3 separate regions of the Mus musculus genome follow, and all the other regions are linked to region 1. A link is a loop called in an ENCODE intact Hi-C map of the cell type or tissue named here. Cell type or tissue: heart. All regions are shown on one strand.

Evidence for each region. Hi-C counts contacts between places; a loop is a spot of excess contacts. Peaks named below come from ENCODE experiments on the same cell type or tissue, not always from the same donor. Only the 100,000 strongest peaks of a DNase experiment are listed, where the experiment ranks them.
Region 2: it touches region 1 in a loop (4-fold over the local background); 24 of 42 quality-filtered maps call a loop at or near these places.
Region 3: a loop joins it to region 1, with 4 times the contacts of the local background. A loop is called at or near these places in 23 of 42 quality-filtered maps.

What each region holds. Positions count from the first base shown.
Region 1 is chr5:110,375,569-110,378,068 of GRCm38, forward strand. It overlaps Fbrsl1 (fibrosin-like 1), which reads right to left. Exons shown (of 19, transcript NM_001142642.1): 10 at 2,470-2,500; 11 at 1,789-1,839; 12 at 834-902; 13 at 685-714; 14 at 439-510. Among named protein-coding and RNA genes, the nearest start is that of Lrcol1, 32 kb to the left of the region's middle. In heart, a CTCF peak has its summit at 1,413 (motif pointing right); a DNase peak (open chromatin) is centred at 1,453; H3K27ac peaks cover 482 bases.
Region 2 is chr5:110,433,584-110,436,083 of GRCm38, forward strand. All of the region lies in intron 1 of Fbrsl1 (fibrosin-like 1), which reads right to left. Among named protein-coding and RNA genes, the nearest start is that of Fbrsl1, 14 kb to the right of the region's middle. In heart, a CTCF peak has its summit at 1,411 (motif pointing left); no DNase peak of the experiment used is centred here.
Region 3 is chr5:110,427,798-110,430,297 of GRCm38, forward strand. The region is part of intron 2 of Fbrsl1 (fibrosin-like 1); the gene reads right to left. Among named protein-coding and RNA genes, the nearest start is that of Fbrsl1, 19 kb to the right of the region's middle. In heart, a CTCF peak has its summit at 1,478 (motif pointing left); no DNase peak of the experiment used is centred here.

The DNA.
Region 1 (2,500 bases):
TTTCCTATAATGCCCCCAGGGATCACTCAGGAATCACCGTGGTCACCCCTGAGTTTTACCACTCCAGTCCTGGAAATTCACACTGCAAGTACCTTCCCACCTCTCCCGAGGCACGTGCACTCTCTCATGAGTCCCTCGCTGCTGACTTGACTAAGGTCTTTTAGAAGACTTTTACAACTATACACAGGTGCAGTGCATCATGGGTAACATCTGTACTGCAGACTGCCCTGACTTCCGGTGAAGACACTGTCCCTCTGCCAGTCAGACACTTGGGCACAGGCACTGTCTTCCCAACCCAGGCTCTTCCCGGGCAGTTCCACGAATGTTCCTCACTGTGACCTTGGAGCTGGCCAGAGCCTCTCATCACACACCCTAGAGTCCTCCCATACGGCCCCACCAGGGAGGCCCTGGCAGTGCACCCGCCTGGCCCGGCCTCACCTTCATCTTCTGCTGCTGGTGGTAGATCTGCCAGGCGATCTGCACGTGTACCGCACACCACTTCCCTGGTTTCTGTGGCAGGACCGGGATGTGCTCAGAGAGCCCAGCGCCTCTTCCCGGGCCTCATCTTCCCCAGATTCCTACCATCAGGACCACCCCAAGGCCACCCAGGAGAGAACCGGAGTCCTTCCCAGCCACAGCCCTGGGTGTGCTTCCAACTCCTCTTCCCAGCATGCACTCACTCACCCTGACTGCTGTCCGGTACGGATCGGACACCTGTGGTGAACAGGAGAGAACAGGTCATGTTTCGGCTCTATGGGAACACAGGCTCAGGGCTGGGAGAGACAGCACCTGAGTGTATGTGCCAACTTACATGGCTGACTGCTGACACCTACCCCAGGGGCTTTCTGCAGGAAAGTGTGAACTGCACTCGACCGGCCTGTTATTTCGATTGAGTTTGAAGTCTGAAGGTACAGGGAGAGAGAGCATGAGGGACCAATAGGCTGAGGAGGGAGGAAGCAAGCAGGAGGAGCCCCGAATTCTGCGACGGAATATGCTTTGGCATGCTGGTGGGACCCTGCACAGTTCCCCAGTTCCATCATAAGACCACCTCCCCTTCAGTCAAAAGGACTGGACAAGGCAGGAAGACTGGCTTATGACATCGCTGGGGAGAACGGACTGTCCCAGTCCGAGAGGCACCTACACACCAAGACAGTTCTTGGGGAAGGAACAAGCACAGTGCCTAGCCCTGAAGACTTGGGTTGCTGTTGCATGAACAAAGGGGGCTTAAGTGAAAGGTGGCCTCCATTCTCTGGTTGGAGGGAGAGGCCATGGAACCTCTCCTGCTCAGCTCCTGGCTCTTCCTGCTCCTTCCCTCCTGAGCAAGGTGATGGGTTTCACTGCCACATCAGTTGGCCAACTCCTGCACGGCTCAGTAGCAGGCTTTCTGACTGCAAAAAGGCCCTCAGCCAGCAGGGGTCGCTCACAATAAGGCCAGATGGCAACAAGAATGGGAGCTAGTCAGTAGCCCTGCCCCATGCCCTAAACCCACCCACCTGCCAGCCTCCTCCCTACCAGGAGCAGCTGCTCCTTGGGTTGAAAAGCACCCTAAATGGACCCAAAGGGGCCGGGGTGTGCAAGCAGGGTGGGCATCCCAGGGCCTGTGGGAGGGAAGGTCGGGAAGAGCTGCAAGAGAGAGACAGAGCTCTGGACTGTGGGTCCCACATGGTGGAGGACCCTTGAGCACTGCCTGGTTCCTCCCCCTCAGCATCCAGAAGGAGGCACGGACAAGTCTGTAGCTTCCTCACACCCCCAGTAGGCTGAAATCTGGGCCTGAGCACAGGGACTCACGTTGGAATGTCGGAAGTAGGGGCTGTCCAGCTTGGGTGAGAACTTGTCAAACTGCAAGGGAAGAAAGCGAAGGTCAGACTTCCTGTACAGGCCGAATGCCCTCCAGTGGACCAGAACCCACCCGTGGCTGGGTTGGGCAGTGACCAGGGCACATGGCCTGGTGTCACCTGGCTCCTTGAGCGCACTGGCCTCTGGCCCTGTGGGGCCTAGGCTCCTGGTTCAAAGAGGTTGGTGTTTACTCAGCTGAGGCTCTAGACAGGGGGGTGGGCATGAAGCCCTGGCTGGAGAAGTCAGGTAGGAGAGCCGTGAACACCCCAGGCGGTGACAAAGAGAGAAAAGTGGCTGAACGCAACAAGGTGGAAATGGACCAAGAGACACACAAGAGGTCTGCAATGGCCTGGTCCTAGTTTTGTCTAGGCTCTGAGACCTGATGTCAGTCAGGCCTAAGACTGAGCACTGCTGCAGCTAGCCCAGGCTCAGGCCCTGGCAGGGGAAGACCTGAGGGTGGGCTGGGGTTCGGGCCCACAGTCCAGCACCCAGCATGACGGCCAAGTGGGGCCTGCACACGCTGGCAGGAGGTATCAGGGCCGTGCATGAGAGTGAGCGTGCATCTGTGTGTACGACTCCCTGTCCCACCCACCCAGCCCGCCCTGCCAGCAGCCAGCACTCAGGCCTACGCACCGGCGAGGGTGCGGTGGGCGGCATAAGCGGC
Region 2 (2,500 bases), 58 kb after region 1:
ACCCAAAAGCAGTGCCAGTCAAGAGGTCTACAGAAAAACACAACTTCCCAGAAAATAGAAAGTCTGTATGTAGTCATGCCTCCTATTCCCAGAGATAGAAGAGTTGAGTCTCCTGGCTTGCCTTCCTGCCTTGGACAGGTCGGGCCTGAGTATAAGGACCTCCTGGCAGTATACACAAGTATTTGCAGGTCCTGACCTCATTGTCCCCTCACTGCAGTCACCTTCCCACAGGGTCCTGGACTGTCAAACTGTCCTGCTGCTAAAGGCTAAGATGTACAAAAAAAAAAAAAAGCAAAGATTTACAGACTTTGATGTTATAGGTGACATGGTGCTCTCCTTAGGGTGTATTAGACCCAAAGTGTAAACAAACTGAGGTCAACTTAACTGATACTAAGCAATAACAGTCTGATTAGGATGCCAGTCAGGAGGCAAGCCCTGACTTCCCAAAAACCAGGAAGGCAGAAGGGAAGAAATAGTCAGAGAGGGATGCTGACAGCCACGTGGCTGCAGAACTGGGCCCCTGCCTCAGGTTTAAATTGACTATCCTCCCTCTGCATCTATGGGCACTTTGCCTTTTTTTTTTTTTTTTTTTTTTTTTTTTGGTTTTTCGAGACAGAGTTTCTCTCTATAGCTCTGGCTGTCCTGGAACTCTGAAGACCAAGCTGGCCTCGAACTCAAAAATCCGCCTGACTCTGACTTCCAAGTGCTGGGATCATAGGAATGGGCCACCACTGCCTGGCTGGCACTTTTCTTTTTAAAAAGACAAAAGACTCCACTGGCCCCTCCAATTCAGCTGGTAAACTCTATGGTCTAAATCTCACACATGGGATTGTTTTATTGGCCATCTATCCCCTTTATCCTAGGGAAGGGCTGATGAGTGACAGCAGCCAAACCCTGTCCTAAGAGAAGAGACCTTCTAATTTTCCTTCATGAACATGTATGTACCCTAGCCAGAGGGAACAAAGATAACTCAAGAGGTACTAGAAGGGCTGTCACCAAACCTCAATTCTGAAACTCCGGGTTTAAACTCATCACCTGACATATTAGGAGAGCCCAGAAAGTGTAAGAGCTAAGCCTAGCAACGCATGCCCTTTAATCCCAACACTGGGAGGCAGAGGCAGGTGTATTTTTGTGAGTTTGAGACCAGCCTGATTTACAGAGTGAGTTCCAGGAAACACCATCTCAGAAAAACAAAAACAAAACAAAAAGAGCACCATCTGGCCTATCTTGGGTCATTCTGTCTGTCTGATCACAACACTGCCCAGGAGAAACTGTCTCCCTGACTTTGGAGCACCAGTGAGGGAAGGGATCCTCACTGGCCTGAGCTATACTCAGATCATTAAAGGGAAATAACACAAAATACAGGGCTGCCTTTAGCTGTTCTACAATCTACCTCCCCCTACTGGTTAAACACTAAAGCTCTGAGAGGTTGTGCAGCCACAAGCCAGAGCCTTAGGCATTCTGTGAGATACTCACTGGATGGATATAAAACCAGTACTGAATACCTTAAAGTCAACCTAAACATTAAAGGCTCAAAAAGACAGCCTGGTCTCAGTGCCCCTAGAGCCTTGTGCTGGGAAACCCTCCTCCAAACTCTGGGGAATGCAGCTCCTCCTTGAACTTCTGGCAGAAGCCAAAACCTGGGAGTCCACAGGGCCATCCTGCCAGGACCTGTAGCTATAAGCTGGAGCGCACAGCAGATCTGACTACCATATATATTCAATGTTAGCCACCAACACTTAATCCCAGACACAAGGCCCCACTTGTGGCAACAGCCTCACAACCATATGCCAGCCTTCAAGCCTGTTTCCCTCCTCAGAAAAAATATCAACACTGAGTGCCCATTCAATTTTCTCTTTTTCCTTTCTGGTTTTGAGACAGTAGTTCTCTGAGTAGCTCTGGTTGTCCTGAAACTCACTATGTAGACCAAACTGGCCTCAAAATCAAGAGATCTGCTTGCTTCTATCTGCATGTACCACTACTGCCCATCCCCCTCCCCTGTTCAGTTTTCTGATGGTGACTTAACGTGACTGTTCCCACCAAGTGTTACTATGCAACACCAACAAAATTTCTAATTGCACTGCAGTAAACCAACCACAATGAGACTTGCTCCTCCTTTGGGATCCAAGCTGCTTACCCGCACCATGGCCCTCCGAGGCTCAGCCCCACTCCTTTTAGCCAGGAAGGTACATGCTCACTCCTACTCCTGTGACCAACAAGCCCAAGACAAAAGCAGAGAGGCCTAGCCCAGGAACAGCCTATTTGAAACCTTGCTCCCAGCTTCCCAACTCACGTGACTATACTGACCACAGAAGGCTGATTCTGGAGCCCAGGAACCTTACATAGTAGATAGGCAACCACTGCTTCAGCATTCAAGGACCCCTTCTGACCAAATCAACTATTCAAAATTAAATTCCAGCAGCCCCAGCTGGGTAGTGGTGGTGGCACACACCTTTAATCCCAGCACTCAGAGAGACAGAGGCAAGCAGATCTCCGAGGC
Region 3 (2,500 bases), 52 kb after region 1:
GGCTCACGTGTTATTCCACCAAGAGTGCTGCTGAGTCCAGGTCCTACTCAAACCTATCTATACCTAGTTCTCTAAAAACTGCCCAGGAGATCCTGTAGTGGGGCTGAAAAACTAGCTCCTGTGGACTAGTTTTTCATCTAGTGACAACAGTGGGGACATCCACTTGTCACTTCCTCTTCAAGCCGAGGACCACTCTGCCACTTGTGCACTGGGAATCTGAGCCCATCTGGGAGGCTTGACAGGCAGGTAGAGATCGCAGGTCAGGCCATGCCACCTGCCATTCCCAGGGGCAGGGGCAGACACCTCCTTTCACCAAGACATGCTGCTCCAAGGCCCTGAGACATTATTCTGTTTCTGGTCGGACCTCACTTCCTTTGCCAAGGTTTGGTTGCTCCCTCTGTCATATGCCCTTCTTCTAAGATTGCTAGTTTGTGGCCCCTGCAGGGTTATCAGCTGGAATTTGCTGGGACTAGTTTCTGGATGAAGCCTGGTGAGCAGGTTGGCAAGACTGGTAACTTCATTTCACAGGCTGTGTTTCTAACATGAAGGGCAGGATGGACTAGCCTCTGCCTAGCTAGACAAACCTTTGCAGCCTTGCAAGGCAGGGTGGTGAGTCAGGTAAAACACACATGCATGCACTTGCAGGCTCATGCAAATGCCTTGGGGAGGTGAAGTTCAAGGCAGCTTGTGCTTGCATTCTTCCCTCCTAGGCTGCCCCAATTCATATTCTGACTCAGCCACAGCCACGGTAAAACCCAAGGATATTTCTACTTCCAGGCCCTACAAAAGGGGCTACTTAGACCCCCAGGGGACTTACAACTACTCACGGGGCTCATCTTCCTGTTACACTCAGTGGGAACCCGGTTGGCTTCTTCAGGCTCCCTTCTCCTTGGTTATGCTACCTCATTCACAGCTAAGGAAAGCTACACTGAACCTGGTGCAGAGGCCCTAGCAACAGTAAGTAGATGCTAATGGCCAATCAGATGATGGTACTGCTCCCAAGGTCCATTTCAAAAGGGTCTTCTAGACCCCACTCATGTCACCTCAACTAGGATGAGCCTACTGCCCCCTACAGCAGTCAGGGCCCAAGCTTCCCTCCAGGGCTGCTCCAGGCAACCTCACCTCAGGGCCCACATTCCCAGCTGCACATCCTAGCAGGCCCACATAGCCTTTGGTCAGACAGCTGAGTTAGCAACGTTAGAATCTGACAGATCCAGAGGAGCCTGGATCTCCAGCTATTCAGAATTACATAGACCACAACAGCAGTTCCCCAAGACAGGTTCCAGAACGTGGCCCATGTGTGTGACCCTGCCATCGGGACCCTGGTGATGCTGCCCTCCCCGTGCTGGGCGTATGTAAGTCTTTAATGGTGTAAATGCATATATTTGAATGCAAGCATACACGTGTCAGTGTCTGCCATGGTCTGAGAACAGCTCTCGGGAATCTGTTCTCTCCTGCCACCTTGTGGCATCTGGGGATGGGACCAGTGCACAAGCACCTCTCCCAGCTAAGCTATAGTACCCTCTGGCCCACTGAGTTCAAGTAGTCTTCCTTATCAAATGTCCACGATGCCAAGCCCCAGTTCCCAGTCGCAGAAACTCAGCTGGTCATGGCAACCTCAACCTTCTATGCTAACAACTGACCGGTCTTTCAACCCTGGATTAGGCTAAGAGGGCAGTAGAGGATGCTAAAAGGACTTTCTGGACCCGGGCAGGACTGAAGGACCTATGTGGGTGTAGAATTTCCCTAGCCCTTGTAGGTCCAGGGCAATTTAACTCAGGCCCTAGGATCCTTGGACCACCCCATGCAACCAACCCTTCTCAAAACACTGACATGGGAGGGTCTGGTTCAGAGGAACATGAATCCTGCCCTCAAGAGCTCCACCTAATTCAACATCCACCTCAACTCTACCGCCTACCTATGCCTGGGTCACGGCCAGGCCAGTGCCTTCCCAGACCCACAGGACCCTCTATCTAGCACTTAGTAAATGCAAAGTCAAATCTAGATACATAAAACCACTCAGTGGAGTAAGTCAGGGGATAATCACAGATTATCTACTTAAATAATAAGACACTAGTAATGTTATAAAAATGGCATGGCACTTTTTATTTTTACAATCAGAAAAATAAGTCCCAAATTCTCAGTTCAGAGGCTGTAGTTGAACAACAGAAAGGGGGTAAACAGTCAGGGTAAACAGGTACCAGGTAAGACTGGGGGCCCTGGCCCGCTCAGCCCAGAGAACCCCAGGTAGCCAGCACTGAAGTTCCAAGTCTAGTAGTGTCCTCTGCTCTGGTCACTTCCCCTTCAGGGGCTCAGTTTAGCCACTTGGACTCCAGTGCAGGGCTGCCCTGAGATGGGGCTGGGGCGGGGGTAAACAACCCCTGATCACAGGTAGTGTGGGCTGTGGGACAGGTGCAGGCCTAAAGATGTCTCTGTAGTAACAGGTGTCAAAATCAGGGCTGAACACTGTTATAATGGGAATAAAGAGTCCAGATAAGGG